2 separate regions of the Mus musculus genome follow, and region 1 is linked to region 2. Evidence: chromatin loops called from intact Hi-C (ENCODE). Cell type or tissue: heart. All regions are shown on one strand. Each heading gives the region's core, and the rest is flanking DNA. Links, peaks and the distances in the headings are about the cores only.

The links. A loop is a pair of places that touch in the nucleus more often than their neighbours do. Peaks named below come from ENCODE experiments on the same cell type or tissue, not always from the same donor. Only the 100,000 strongest peaks of a DNase experiment are listed, where the experiment ranks them.
Region 1: it touches region 2 in a loop (4-fold over the local background); 3 of 42 quality-filtered maps call a loop at or near these places.

What each region holds. Positions count from the first base shown.
Region 1 is chr17:33,978,290-33,986,222 of GRCm38, forward strand. It overlaps AA388235 (expressed sequence AA388235), which reads left to right and starts at 3,203. Exons shown (of 1, transcript NR_033305.1): 1 at 3,203-7,069. It also overlaps the pseudogene H2-K2. In heart, for the core only: CTCF peaks have their summits at 3,008 (motif pointing right) and 4,079 (motif pointing left); DNase peaks (open chromatin) are centred at 3,022 and 4,072; H3K4me3 peaks cover 1,182 bases; H3K27ac peaks cover 569 bases.
Region 2 is chr17:33,893,515-33,901,447 of GRCm38, forward strand. It overlaps a transcript of Smim40 not described here. Among named protein-coding and RNA genes, the nearest start is that of Smim40, 5.6 kb to the right of the region's middle. In heart, for the core only: a CTCF peak has its summit at 3,765 (motif pointing right); a DNase peak (open chromatin) is centred at 4,917.

The sequences.
Region 1 (7,933 bases), core at 2,805-5,304, 85 kb after region 2:
TCAGGTTCACTCGAGAAATCTGCTCCGTGTTCTTGGCGACCTGTGTCTCCCGCTCCCAATACTCCGGCCCCTCCTGCTCCATCCATGGCGCGCGCGGTTCCATCCTCGGATTCTCCGCGTCGCTGTCGAAGCGCACGAACTGCGTGTCGTCCACGTAGCCGACAGCGATGAACCGGGGCTCCCCGAGGCCGGGCCGGGACATGGCGGTGTGGAAATACCGCAGCGAGTGTGAGCCTGGGGGCGGAAAGCGGTGAGACCCCGACTTCCTCCCAGGACCACGGGCGGGTGCGCGGGCTGGGAGGGGAGCAGGACGCGGGGCTGGAGACGCTGGTGGAGATCGGGTGAAAGATCAGATAAGCCACACAGGGACGAGGCTACCCCGGTGTTGGCCCCGCCCCTCCCCGCAGAGGCTGTTTCCCTCCCGACCCCGCACTCACCCGCACAGGTCTGAGTCGGGGCCAGGGCGGCCTCCAGCAGCAGGAGCACTGTGCGCCAAGCCATCCAATCCTATCTGGGATCCGGGGCATCTGAGTTCTGCTAGCTGTGTGGACTTTGCCTCCGCGAAGCTGGTTGGTTCCCCAGGAACGCGCCACCCATTGGGTGTGAGACCTGTAGGCGTGTCATCAGTGTCCTGACAGAAGCGCCTGACCCAGGTTAGGAGCAGAAGTGAAACTGACCAGATGGGGAATCCCCAGCCCTGGGCTTCCCCAGCCCTGACCTCATACACTGGAGACTAGGACTTTGCCTGAACCCTGTGCTGTGGAGTCTCTAAGTCCTGATCCAGAAGCTGTCAGGACACCAGGAGAGACTCTCAGGCCAGACTCTCTATGTCCTCTCCTCCACCCTTCCTCTTCCTTCTTCTCTTCAGAAGTCACACCCTAGTGTCTTCTAGAAGAAAAGCCACTTCCGGGAATACAATGGGGACACAAGCGCTTGGGGACGCAGTGGAGAGAGGTTTCTCCTTAAAGCAGAGGCGCTGGCCTGCAAGCCCACACGGACCCCACAGAGACCAGGCTCTGTTCACCTGCAAGGGGTGGTTCACACTGCCAAGCCTGAGTGCAGGACTCTCATCTGTTAAGTGTAGACTTTGCTCTCCCCTTAGGATTTGTCTTCTCAGCCTCAGGGTTAGAGGCTTCTGAGATTGTCCAAGTGGATTGTCGTTGTCTCAGCACAGGAGACCCCCTTGTCCACTGAAGAGAGACCCCTGTGCAGACCACAGACAGCAGGGCACTGATCGCTGTCTCCACTGCACTTCTCTGTGTCTGCACGTCCAAGGTACATTTGTTTTAGTGACTTAATCACAGTAGGAGAGGAGCTGTCACCGACTATACCACAGAAAAAGGATGATAGTGTGGTAGAAGTTATGTAATTTCTGACCCTCTCCCTCCCTCCCTGACCTTCACTCACACTTAAGAGCTGATGAGGTGAGAGACATGAATGTCACAGCTGTGTGGGACACTGGATCTGATAACTGAGTTGGCCCCAGAGTTCCTCACGCCTGTGCAGTGTGGACACTGGAAGAAAGATGATCCTCATGCCAGAGAGCACACACTGGTGTTTCGAGGTTTCACCCCTGATCAGTGATATTGGGAAAGATTAAGTTTACACAGGTTTTGGTTGTGTGGAGTTTGACCTGACCTCTCCCCCGTTTCCCTGAGAACTTGATGCTCTTAGGTTTCATCCTGACTAGGGAAGCAACTGGCCTTAAGCAGCTCCACAGAAGGATCTGTCTCTGTTACTTTTCTTCTGTTTTATCCTGTTTTTATAAGGCAAGGTGGGTCTCCACAGATGACCATGTTCATCAGGCTGGCCTTGAACTCACAGAGTTCGCCTGTCTGCTGGGATTAATGGCCTGTGTCATCACACTTGGCTTTCGTTACTTTTCTACGACTATAAGACGTTGGGACCCCATCAAGTTGTGAATGTTTTTAATCTGTTCTCTACTTTCAGAGAATGTGAATCCATGACGGCAGAGGAAAGACATGGTACAAGAACAGTGTAAGCTCACACATCTATCTGCATACCAAAGGAGAGACACTGGGAACAGTGGGAGTCGCTCCTCCCCACCCTCCCATCAGTGCTTCATTGGCTTGCTCTCTCATGAGGTCACAGCTCAGTGGGTCAGCCATGTCCCTGCACTCACACTGGTCCTTGCTGTCTTCTGAGAGCACTGTCAGAAAGCACAGGTGTCGATCACACGTTGGCTTGTTCCAGTGGCAGTCGAGAGTTGTAGGCGTAGGACACAGTGTTCAAGGCGTCCTTGTAACGGTCCATGCATATGGTGATGCATTCCTGCTCAGAGTTGTCCAAGGAGCCCCAGGCTTCCTGATGCACTTCCTGAAACGCCTGTCAGTCATCTTGAGCAGCTCCTGCTCATGCGCAATGGCGGTCTGCACGTTCACCTGCTCTATAATGGTCCCTGGTCCAGCTTTCCGCAACCTACGCCATTAAAGTCCAGCCAGACCACAGGCACAGCCAAACGCAGGTGCCTGGAGCCTGGAAATGTTTAAAACCTCAATGCCCAGCCCAGTGACACTTCTCCAACCAAGCCACACCTCCAATCTTTCTCAAGAGTTCCATCTGCTGGATATGAAGGATTCATTCCTATGAGCCCGTGTGGCTGTTCTCATTCAAACCAGCATAGCGTTCACTATGAAATGGAAGAGACCAGCAGGGTTCTGCAGATGTGTCCAGTGCAATCTGACAGAGATACCCTCCAACAGGGGACTCTGCGGAGTTAGGTCTCCCCCTTTGCCTCTGTCCCCTCCTGCTCAGCCCCTCTCTGTCTCTGTCCTCAGGCCTCTCCCCATCAGTGCCCAGCTCCCCTCCCTCCTGAGCTATGCACTGACACTGTCTCTTCCTGGGCCTCTAGTTTCTCTCATGTGCTCAGCAGCAGGCTGTGGATCAGCTGTGTGGTTTTGATGTGAACATTCCAGTGGTGGCTGGAGAGATGGCTCAGAGCTGAGAGCACGTGTTCCTTGTTGGGAGCCGCCCCACATTCGCTGTCACAAGGTGGCGCTGACATCCTGTGTTCTAAGTGGTAAACAAATAATCTGCGCATGTGCCAGGGTACTCCTCCCCCCATGTACTCTGCCTTCCCCGTGACTACAACTCGGCCATGGGCTGCAGCCAATCAGGGAGTGATGCATCCTAGCAAAAATATAGTTCTCCTTAAAGAGGGAGGGGGTTTCCGCCATCTCTCTCTCGCTGGCATCTCTCTGGCTCTGCGCGCCTTGCGCTCTCTCGCTGCCTAAAGATGTAACAATAGGACTCGGCGCTCTGGCGCGCCCTCGCTCTCCCGCGCGCTCTGGCGCTCTGGCCCCATAAAGATGTAAGCAATAAAGCTTTGCCGCAGAAGATTCTGGTTGTTGTGTTCTTCCTGGCCGGGTGTGAGAGAACGCGTTTGTAACAGTTCCTGTTGCAGAGGATCCAGGGTGAGTTCCATCAGCACATGGTGGCTGTCAACCATCTGCAACTTCAGTTCCCAGGGATCGAATGCTAGTGCTAGTGCACATACATATTCACATACAAAAATGATTACATCTCATGACAATAAAATTTTAAAAATATGATTTGAAAAATACTCCTTCTCTTTCTCCTACACATCCAGAGTGTGAGGACAGGAGTGGAGGGCACAGGAATGTTTGGACATCACTGTCCCACCAGCCAATGAAGAGCGCTCTGTAACAGGACAGGAAAAGATGGTTGAAATAGAGTGTATTGAAATGACAATTTGTCAAAAAGCATAAAATTAAAAATACAGATGATATTTCATTTTATGAACCTACCATGCCCAGTGGGTCACAGCCTCATCCCAGGAAGAAGACACAGTGTGTGCTCATCTTTGCACTTGAGCTGATGTGAGTTTTTGATTCCCTATGAACAAGATAAATTCGACTCAGACGTTTGAATGCTAATTTGTAACAGCCCATGACATCCCAACATCCAGAGCATTCCTGCAGAGAAAGGTGTCCCCTTTCCCATCTTCCCTCCCACTGCAGACCCTCCAGAGTCTCACCTGTTGAAGATGAAAGAGAAGCATCGCATTCTTGGGCAACAGCGCCGCCTGGTGGAAGAAACAAAGAGGACAGCGTCTGAACCCACAGAGCTGAGGGTAAAGGGGATCCAGGCTGCTGAGCTGCCCCAGGGCCTCCTTCCTATCTGCACTTCTCCAGGGCTCTCAGGTCTCAGGCCGCCCTGCTCTCATCAAACTACATCCAGAAGAACTTTACGTGCTTTTCCAGCCGTGGGAAGAAAACTCCCTGTAAGAGGGGAGGCAGGAGGCAGAGCCATGGGTGCTAAAAGGAGCTGCAAAGCCCCAGAGAGCAGTTCCAGAACTCGGACAGGGACCATGGTGATGATTCTTTGATGTCAGCTACATGTGGGGTTAACTAAAACCTCAAAATGGAGGGCAGCATCTGTGAGGTGTTTTTGCTTAATTTGAAGTGTGAAAATCAATTTCTGATCCTTTTCTTTGAGGTAGGAAGACACAGGTGTAAACCAGAATATTTGAGCAGGAGCCCCTCCCACTTTTTGCTCTGGGCCATGACTTCTGCTGGAAGCCTACATGAAGACCTGGAAGAAGGAAAGGCTTGCTCTGTGTCTGCTTGCTCTTCTGGTTTCTACAGTTGCTGATTCAGGCATGGTGTTTCCCTACTGAGAGGACTGGACTGTACCTGCTGGTTCCTGTATGGGGTCTGCTGGCCAAGAAGTCTGGACTGAAGCTGTTGATTCGTATTTGGTGTTTGCCATGGGACTGAACTGCTGACAAAGAAAATTGAGCTTGCCCCCCAAAAGCTATTGTTAAACAGGTCCACTTCCCCCATATCTAAATAACTTTTCTCTTCCACTACCTCTTCTGGATTGTGAGCAAAAGGAGAGGCTAAACATTTTGTTATTATTATTTATTATTATTACCATTATTATTATTATTAAAACTATCTTTCTTTCTCCCCCTCTTTCTTTCTTTCTTTCTTTCTTTCTTTCTTTCTTTCTTTCTTTCTCTCTCTCTCTCTTTCTTTCTTTTTTCGAGACAGGGTTCTCTGTATAGCCCTGACTGTCCTGGAACTCACTTTGTAGACCAGCTGGCCTCAAACTCAGACGTCTGCCTGCCTCTGCCTCCCAAGGGCTTGGATTAAAGGCGTGTGCCACCAATGCCTGGCCAGATAGTAGAGAAAGAACGACTGAGAGAAAAAGAGAGAGAGAAACCCCAGAATCTAATCTCCTTCCCTTTGTTTGCTCCATGACCAGAACCTTTAAGATCTTGTGACCACTGCTACTTATTCTACACCCACTCAACAACCACATACCTACCACCCCACTCTTGGGAATGAGGGCTTAGTGTGTATAAAATTGTTTCCCGCTTTCTGGGAATGATGATATCTCTCAGGGGCACCAAGGCAATGAGGATAATGGTCAAGTCCTAAGAAAGCAAGCTGTAACATTTGCTGTGCATTCGCTGTGTGCTAGGAAGGTGCAGGGCTTAGCTGAATCCTTGGGTGGGGCAGTCTTTGAGGCTGCAAGATTAGCTATTTTGAAGTTGTTCTGGATGCATAATTTTGAGGGGCCAGCCATTAAGGCAGTTTGAGGTTGGATCATTTAGGCTATTTGTCTTGTCTTCTTTGGTGTCTGGTCCTTTCTCTGTAAACACACAAACTTTTATAGGTGATATGCATTTCTACATTAACACATGTATGGAATGTACAGTGTGCACAGAGCTTTATAACTCTGTTTGCGCTATATACTCAAGCTGCAATATAAATATCCACTTGTGCCACATGAAAGGATAACCTCATAAGTCATGTGGACTTTGTAGCCAACAAGATTTATTGGACATGAATAGCTGACATCCTGGCTGGAGACATTCCATTCTTGGCCTTCTTCATAGCTGTTTCCACATAGAGGGATGAGAATTCATGTTTTGTTTAGTTTTGTTGATCTGCTTGTTGTCTTCATTTTTGCAGCCAAGATTTTCAGGATGTCTCCTCTGGTCAAATCTCATCTTTATGAATTTTGAAGGAAGTTATAGCTTTACTTTTCATGTTGAAACAAAGGCAAACCATTTCCCTGAACTCAACACATTTCCTTCCTTCCATTCTGAGGTTCTCACATATGTGCGCCAATCGAATCCAACAGTCCTTTCTCAACTCCAGGGTTGTTCAGCAGCTGTGTTACCTGTCTCTAGACCTATAACCAGACTTCAGACAAAGTAGATTCCAGGAGGGAAGGTGGAGTGTGTAGTCCATGAGGAGTAACCCTGCACTTCTGTGCACTCATGTAAGGAGCTTGACGAGTTTGCTAATTCATTAAGTAGCATGTGGGGAACATGTGTGGGAATGGATTCTGAGGGTGTGGGATAATAGTGGAAGGAACATAAAACTGGGTCAGGCTGAGTTTTTTGACATGGGTCCACTGTGTAAAGATTGTAGCTTTAGTATGGAAGATTTCACATTTTAAAAAGTTGTCAAGACTGTGTTTGAATCTTTAGCTGAAGTGGTTATGGAAAGATGGTCTACTGAAAAGGAGTTGAAGATGTCTAATATGTCTTGGCTTAGTGTTGATGGAGGGATTTACAGCTGAGGGAATATGCAATGGTGGAGTGGTCATGCTGTGTGAAACCTAATTCTTTAGCCATGGGACAGCCCAGAAGACACGCCCTTCACTGATCATATAAGGCACAAAATGTTGAGAGGGCACCAGCACATTTGAAGAGCTTTGTCGTCGTCCTTTTCCTTGTGCAGACCTTAGGGTTGGAGATCCTGCTGCTGCTGAATTGAATGAATTAAATGCAGTGGGTTTAATTCTCAACAGCGCCCAATTGCCAAAGGCAGGGTGATTGTAATTACCACAATGGGAAGCAGAGACAACATAATGTCCACAGTGGACTGCCCTACCCAGAATGGTCATCTCTGGCAGCATGAATTTTATAGTGTCTTGACTCCCAAGGAACTTTGGTCGTAGCTAATTAACTATGGTGTTTCTATGCATGAAATACATAAGAAAATGTCTTAGTCATTGTTGTATTGCTGTGAGGAGACATCATAAACAAATAAAAACACATTTAAAAATCATTTAATTGGAGCTTGTTTACATTTCAGAGGTCAGTCCATTCTCATCATGAAGAGATGCACACAGGCAGCCATGGGGCTGGGGAAAGGGCTGAGAGTTCTACATAGGGATCCATAGGCAGCAGGAGAGAGACAGAGACAGCGACAGAGACAGATAGAGACAGAGAGACAGAGACAGAGAGAGACAGAAAGAGACTAGGCCTGGCTTTTGAAAACCAAATCCTACCCTCTGACTCTTTTCCTCAAACAGGGCCACATTCCTCTAACAAGGCCACACCTCCTACACCTTGATGATCAAGATTATAATATGGATGAGCCTATGGGGAAACCATTCTAATTCAAACCACAACATTCCATTTCCTGTTCCCCACAGGCTTGCAGCAATATCATAAGGCAAAAATGCTTCAGCCGACTTAAAACCTCATAGTCTAATAGTCTATCACAATCTCAACACATTATGAACTTCAAAGTTCTGAGTCTCTTCTGAGATCCATGCAATCCCTAAGCTGTAACCCCTGCAAAATACAAATAAAAAATCAGGAGTCAGGCGTGGTGGCGCACGCCTTTAATCCCAGCACTCAGGAGGCAGAGGCAGGCGGATTTCTGAGTTCGAGGCCAGCCTGGTCTACAAAGTGAGTTCCAGGACAGCCAGGGCTACAGAGAAAACCTGTCTTGAAAAACCAAAACAAACAAACAAATAAATAAAAATAAAAAATCTTATAGATCACATTCTTTCCCCATGCCATGGCACAGGATGTGCATCACCTTTCCAAAATGCAGGAGAGGGAGCATCGTGAGGAGATGCTGAACCAGAGCAAGACCAGAGAGCAGCTGGGCCAACGCTGCATCTCCCTGTCTGATGTCAA
Region 2 (7,933 bases), core at 2,544-5,043:
GGGCTTAATGAGCTAACCCAAGAGGTTTCAGTGGAGAATTTCAATATGTGGCCTAGAGAATGTTCTTGTGGTATTTTGGTGTAGAATGTGACTACTTCTTGCCCTTTTCTGAAGAGTCTGCCTGAAGCTAAGGTTAAGAGACTCAGCAGGAGCCGGGCGTGGTGGTGCACGCCTTTAATCCCAGCACTCGGGAGGCAGAGGCAGGCGGATTTCTGAGTTCGAGGCCAGCCTGGTCTACAAAGTGAGCTCCAGGACAGCCAGGGCTATACAGAGAAACCCTGTCTCGAAAAAACAAAAAAAAAAAAAGAGAGAGAGAGAGAGGGAGAGAGAGACTCAACAGGGCAGTGGTGGTGCACGCCTTTAACCCCAGCACTTGGGAGGCAGAGGCAGGCAGATTTCTGAGTACAAGGCCAGCCTGGTCTACAGAGTGAGTTCCAGGACAGCCAGGGCTACATAGAGAAACCCTGTCTCAGAAAAAGAGAGAGAGAGAGAGAGATCAAATTAATTGCATTGACAAGGGAAGTCTCAGAAATGCCCATCACAGACTTTTGTTCTCTGGTTAAGTCTCATGAAGAGCATTTTGAACAAGCACAGCAAGCTGAGAAAGGAAAAATACAAAATATATGGTTTGAGCATTAAATGGACACCAGGAAGTGCAATGGAGCTGAGTCCTGTCCTCACCGATATTACGTTGAATTAACGGAATAATTAAGGTCCGAGCTTGGTAGCACAAGCCTTTAGTCCCAGGAGGCAAAGACAAGCAGATCTCTGAGTTCAAGGCCAATGCAAGTTCTAGGTGAAGAAAAACTTAAATTCTGTCTGGGTGGACCACACTTTCAAATGCCAGTGCTTAGGAGCCAGGCATGCAGATCTCAGAGTTCAAAGTCAGTCTAAGAAGCAAGCTCCAGGGTAGCTAAACCTAGGCAGTGAAGGAGTTGGAAAACTGAAAGCTGGTGATAATGTAATAGAACAAGGGGCCATGTTCCAGCCTGAGCAAGCAGCAGAATTTGGCAGCTTTGGACACATGGCTCTGGCTTTAGAGTCCAGAATAGAAGGAACTACTGGGATAATTGATGCTGGTTGGCTGGAGCTAAGAAATTAGTGATGATTAAGAAGAAACCAGCATCACTGAGGTGAAATCTTCTGGGAAGTGTTTCCTGAGAGCACAAAGAAGCTGTGTTCCAGAGATAGCCAAGTTAAAACTTGTGCTGCAGCTGTGCTTAGTAATGTGCAAGTGTCACCCAGGTGATACCAGTTTTGAAGGTATGGAGAGGTCATGAAGAACAGCTGAGGCTTGGCACTGTGAAAGGCCATGGAAGGACATAGGTGATGGTTCAGCCTCGGTTGTAGTTGACAGCCCAGGACTGAAGGGGTCACAAAAAGGATTTGAGGCTTGGCACCATGAAGAGAGCCAATGAGAGGCTACTAGTGAAGCCTAGGCGCAAAGAAGCCCCCGGTGTGTTGGAGATGTCAGTACCATGGGATGATCACCAAGAACAGCAGCAGCAGTGGAGTGGATCAACCCAAGCTTAGAGTGCTACAGAGGGCAGAGCTGTGAAAGAGCTCCAAGCCCTTTGGAGGAGCCCAAGGTCATGTGTGGATCCCACACTCTGGAACAAGAAGCTATAACATTGAAGTTGCCTTGGAGGCCCCAAGATGTTTGAGATGCCAGAGTCATGGGCTGTCTGCTGAGGAAAGCTGCTAACAGAGTGGAACCAGCCCAGGAGAAAGAAGTTTGTTGCAGTCAACAAAGATGAAAAAGGAGTTGGAGCCAGGCTTGGCTGTGTACACCTTTAATCCCAGCACTTGGGAGGCAGAGGCAGGCGGATTTCTGAGTTCGAGGCCAGCCTGGTCTACAGAGTGAGTTCCAGGACAACCAAGGCTACACAGAGAAACCCTGTCTCAGAAAAAAAAGAAAGAAGGAAGGAAGGAAGGAAAGAAAGAAAGAAAGAGAGAAAGGAAGGAAGGAAGGAAGGAAGGAAGGAAGGAAGGAAGGAAGGAGTTGGAGATCTGAAGCCTGCTTTGACATCAGCCATGGAGATGCAGGATTTGGAGTTTGCCCAGCTGGTTTCCTGTCTTGATTCAGGGATCACGGTTAAGTGATTGGATGAATCTAAGAAGAGACCTTGAACTTTAGACTTTTAATATTGTTGAGACTGCTGTAAACTATGGGGCTTTTGAAGTGGACTAAATGTATGTTTGCATTATGCTCTGTTTAGGTATGACCCCCATAGACTCATATGTTTGAACAAGCCTATGGGGGCCAGGGAGTGGAATGTGGTGGTTTCTATATGCTTGGTCCAGGAAGTAGCACTATTTGGAGGTGTTCCCTTGTTAGAGTAGGCGTGTCACTGTGGGTGTGGGCTTTAAGACCCTACTCCTAGCTGCCTGTCAGTTAGTATGGTGCTAGTAGCCTTCAGATGAAGATGCAGAACTCTCAGCTCACGCCTGCCTTGATGTCGCCATGGTCCTGTTTTGATGATAATGGACTGAACCTCTGACCTGTAAGCCAGCCCCAATTAAATGTTGTCCTTATAAGAAGAATTGCCTTGGTCATGGTGCCTGCTCACAGCAGTAAAACCCTGACACCAGTATATAGAGACAACTAAAGCTTGTGCTACTAAATGAACTGCATTTGTATTTAACATGACAGCACAGAGAGTTCTGAGCTCATTAAAATTCTTTGTTTGTTTGTTTTTGTTGTTGTTTGTCTGTTTGTTTGTTTGAGACACCATTTCTCTGTGTAGCCCTGGCTGTCCTGGAACTCACTCTATAGACCAGGGTGGCCTTGAATTCAGAAATCTGCCTGCCTCTGCCTCCCAAGTGCTGGGATTAAAGGCGTGTGCTACCACTGCCTGGCAAGTTAGTAGCTCTTATTAAATTAGGATTTTTTAAAGTTTAACCCTGTTAAGTCTTTAAATTTTGAATTGAAGACTTCATTGAAGATGCTGTAGCATCGAAATAAAAACCTTAAACTATAAATGCAGAGAAACTGGGAGCCTTATATTCCCCAGCCTTTCATAGGACACCATCACAGACTATCAATTTCTCACTCTCTCTTTTTAATACTTATTTATTTATTTATTTATTTAATGTATGTGAGTACACTGTAGCTGTACAGATGGTTGTGAGCCTTCATGTGGTTTTGGGGAATTGAATTTTAGGACCTCTGCTCGCTCTGGTTGGCCCTGCTTGCTCAGTCCCTGCTCACTCCATTCCAAAGATTTATTTATTATTATAAATAAGTACACTGTAGCTGACTTCAGATGCACCAGAAGAGGGCACCAGATCTCACAACAGGTGATTGTGATCCACCATGTGGTTTCTGGGATTTGAACTCAGGACCTTTGGAAGAGCAGACAGTGCTCTTAACTGCTGAGCCATCTTTCCAGAGGAATATCAGTTTCTGATATGATTCAGTTTATTCCAATAGCAAAAGCTTAACAGAGTTTGCAAAGGCAAACAGACACACAGCTTCAGGTCAGTTCTTGCTGCCCTGTGTCGGCCTTAGGATTCCATAAACTTTATTCATCCAACATGTTCCTTATCTACATTTTTTAGAAGCCTGGTGTTGAGCACACCAGAGACATAAGTGGTTAGATGGACATGAGTGAGTCAGTTTCTGCTAACCTTTATTACTTTGGGAACTTACAAACCTTAACCATTAAACATAGGTTGGTGTTGTTTTACAATTTTGTATGTATGTTTTTTTTTTTTTTTTTTAAAAGTAGGAGTGCTGTCTGTACATACACCTGAAGGCCAGAAGAGGGCGCCAGATTCCTTTATAGATGGTCATGAGCCACCATGTGGTTGCTGGGAATGAACTCTGGGACCTCTGGCAGAGCAGTCAGTGCTCTTAACCGCTGAGCCACCTCTGTCCTATTTTTCATAAGCCTTGTTCATGCATTCGTCCTCATTTTATTACCCTTAGGAAAAAAATCCATACAAAAATCCATCATAATCCAAAATATTTTGAAGACTTGCTGTTGACTATTTGGCTTAGAAAGGAGGACTCGATAGGACTAAAACGTTTGATTGGTTTTCCTTAATTAGTTTACTCTATAGCTGCAACTTGATAGTTGCTATGCAAGCTAAGATAAGCCCTTGAGGCACACACTCTTTCAACCACAAAGACTGTTGGGGGCGATCCTTTTGTGCATTGTGTAAAGGTTGTCTTTGGTATTTTATTCTGTTTGTTTGTTTGTTTGTTTTGTTTTTCAAGACAGGGTTTCTCTGTAGCCCTGGCTGTCCTGGAACTCACTCTGTAGACCAGGCTGGCCTCGAACTCAGAAATCCACCTGCCTCTGCCTCCCGAGTGCTGGGGTTAAAGGCGTGCGCCACCACGCCCGGCTGGTATTTTATTCTTAAAGCTGCATCTTGTACACACTCCCTCCAAACCCTTCTGATCCGTTTCATAAAAAGCTGACTGAGGTAACACAGCCTATGGCAGAATGTAGCCTAATAGAAATAGGTGAGTTTAAGTCATACTAACTAGTGGGGAACAAGCCTAAGCTGGGGCCCAGCTTCATAACTGATGAGACGTCCCAGTGTCATCACTTAGGAAGCTGGCTGGGGACACAGCCGGTGATAAACAACAACAAAATCTATTTTCCTAAACAAGAGTGGAATCCAGGTTGCATACAAGCCTGCTGTTACAAGTCTTAAGCTATTTGTGTGTTGTTCTTGATTTTAGCCACACCCTACGAACTTACCCTGAGAAACAGAAAGTTTATTACACAATGGTCTTACAAATATTGAGATAAAGTTTATACTTTAGCAAAAGTTCTGGAGCTCTAAGAGAACAGAGTGACTCAGAGAGAGAATTCAAGCCAAGGAGTGTGGGCTATGCAGCTGTAGGCTATGGGGAATACTTTACTTTTTAGCTGTTTTCGAGCACACAGCGTCTTTCTTGGCCCTTTCTGTTTTGCTCTCTTTCACCCTGTCTCAGAGTCAGGTGGCCTGCCTCACCCGGGACAGAGATTTTGGAGGAAATTTTGAAACAAGCATGCTTGGTTCTGGAGAAAGCAGGGGCTATGACCTAATTCCAGAGTCAGCCTTTTTATAGAGTAGAACAGCATAAAACAATTTAAAAAAATATTATCCATATGGAAAAGCAGTGTGAATCTTTGTAAGACTGAATTTAGTGATTTGGGGGCAGAACTAGTTGAGCATGGAGCAGGGAAGGCTCCGACAGAAGGATGTAAGGAGTGGTGAGCTTTTAGAGATAAGAGATTCTTGGTGGTAAAAGTTGTCACAATGTAACAGAATTTGGCGACTGAATGTTCTGGAGCCACGCAGTAAAACAGGGAGGCTTTAGCGACATCTCTGAGTCTCAGGGTCTGACGAGGGAAAGAGATTATGAGCCTGCAGAGCTGGGCCTCCAGGAACAAGCTGAGGGACCAGGGAGGAGGGAGCCTGGGGCAGAGAAGGAGGAGATGGGAGTGACTTTAGGAAAGGGGCCAGCAAGGATGGGACAGAGAAGGGTAAGAATCCTGTCAGCAAGAATTTCAATTCAGGGTGTCCCCAAGTGGACTGAGAGACCTGTCAGAGAGAGGAATGTCCCAACCGGCCAAGGTGTCCCTTTCCATGTGACAGGGTCCCAGTAAGGCTAGAGATGGAGCCTGTGAAACAAGCCCCAGGCCTTAGGAGGTCCCCAGACCTTAGCACTACTGGCTCTAGGATACAAGTGCCATTCAGGCTGTAAGGCTCAGCACAAGACAGCATCCCCTGACAGAATGTAAAGAAAGACCTAGTCCATCAAAATCTGTAGTTCTGGAAATCTCTCTACCTGTGCTGACCTGTGGTTTCTGTAGTTCCACTTCTGGCTAACTGTTCTTGTTAACTGAAGTATGGCAACCCAGAACATCAATGTGCATACATACATGCGTGCTTGCTCGTGCACCACCCCCACCTCCCGCCCTTAAAAGCTCACCCTGCAAACAGCTCAATGCTACTGGGATCCCAAGCACACAGTGTAGTCTCTGGCTGGCACATGAAGACTTTCTATTGGCTTAAACCCATATCCAAGCAGATGGAGATCCAGGCTGGAGACCACCATGTATTTTGATATGCCAATAGGTGCCACAGGTAGTCACATGTCCCTTCTGCCATAAGTAAGGGAAATGACTCCTTTCAGAAAATGGGAGCCAGATTCACAAGTTCCCAAGGAATGCTGCCTTCAGGCTTTATCTATGAGAAATCCTCCTATAGGCCAGGTGGAGCTCATTTCTGGATATTCCAACTGCCACCTGGTGACAAGAACTTCAGTTAGCACCAGCCCCAACCAGACTAAGAGGCCTGTTAGAGAGAAATATGCTGAGTCACAGAGGAGAGGCATCCCTTTCGTGTAGTAGGCGCCCGTTAGGGCGAGAGAAACTTCTTGACTCAGTGACATGAATTCTCTTAGGAGAGTCACATTAGCAGCTCTGTTCAGTTAGGAGAGGCCAGGGCCCTGGGAGTTCATTTGTTCTCTCCTGGGTGTTCAGCACCAGATGTTACTTGAGGGGACTCAGTTAAGAAAAGGCTGACATAGCCTGGCAGTGGTGGCGCATGCCTGTAATCCCAGCACTTGGGAGGCAGAGGCAGGTGGATTTCTGAGTTCAAGGCCAGCCTGGTCTACAGAGTGAGTTCCAGGACCGACATAAGGGGCAGGATTGAGAGATGGCTCAGTGGTTAAGAGCACTGACTGAACTTTCCCTTCCAGGAGGGGAGGGGTCTGGTGTAATTTTCCAAAGTTCATGAGCTGACCTCTTCAACATGGCTGTTATCAGGGATGGTTTTTAGTGTAGATATGGGGGAAGGGAGGGGAGCGATGGCAGTCTGAGGTGAGGGAGGGGCCAGGATGCCAGGGCAGGGGCTCTGGATAACAGAACTTGTGTGAATAGGGACAGATGGCGTCTGGAGGCCAGCATGGGCTTTGCTGGGCACCCACAGATACTTGTTTATGGAGAGCCATTTGTCCCTTCTGCCAGAGGGAAGAAAAATGGCTTCTTTTTGCCAGAGGGGAGCAGGTTTCACAAGTTCTCCAGGAATGCTGGTGGTTGCCAGAAACCCTTCTCTAGGCCAGGTTGAGTGTGCCTGCCTTTTCTGGAAGGGCATGTGAGGTAGATCCCACAGGGATGCTATTTCAGGAGGCAGAGGAAGGCAGATCCCTGTCAATTCAAGGCCAGCCTGGACTACATGACGAGTTCCAGGCCAGCCAGGGCTACAGGCTGAGACCCTTTCTGAAAACCTGTACACGAAGCAGCAAGCTGCTTTTTTCTCTAAGACAGGGTTTCTCTGTGTAGCCCTGACTGGCTTGGAACTCAGAGATCTGCCTGCCTTTGCCTCTGCCTCCGGCGTCCTGGAATTAAAGGCATGTGCAACCACGCCAGACTTCTCTTTTTTTTTTTTTTTTTTTTTTGAGACAGGGTTTCTCTGTGTAGTCCTGGCTGTCCTGGAACTCACTGTAGACCAGGCTGGCCTCAAACTCAGAAATCCGCCTGCCTCTGCCTCCCAAGTGCTGGGATTAAAGGCATGCACCACCACTGCCTGGCTATGCCAGACTTCTTTGTTTATTTGAGGCAAGGTCTCCATCCGGTCCCTCAGGCTGCCCTTGAATTTGGCATGGAGTGGAGGATGACCTTGAACTCACAACTCCCCTGCCTCCCAATCCCCAGTGTTGGACAGAAGGCCGACGCCACAGGTGGCTTTTGAAATGTGAAAGATTAAATCCAGGGCTTCCTGGAAGACAACCACAGAATTCATGGCATGTCTAAGGGATGAAGTAATAGACTGCTTCTTCTCAGAAATATTTGTTTCTAAATACTGTTTTAGAGATCTTCGTAGATCTTGTGCCTAGAATCAAAGCTCAGGACACACATTAGTATAACCCTAAATCTGGTGCTCGGGAGACAGAGGCAGACTGCTTTGAATTAAAGGCAAGCCTAGGGGC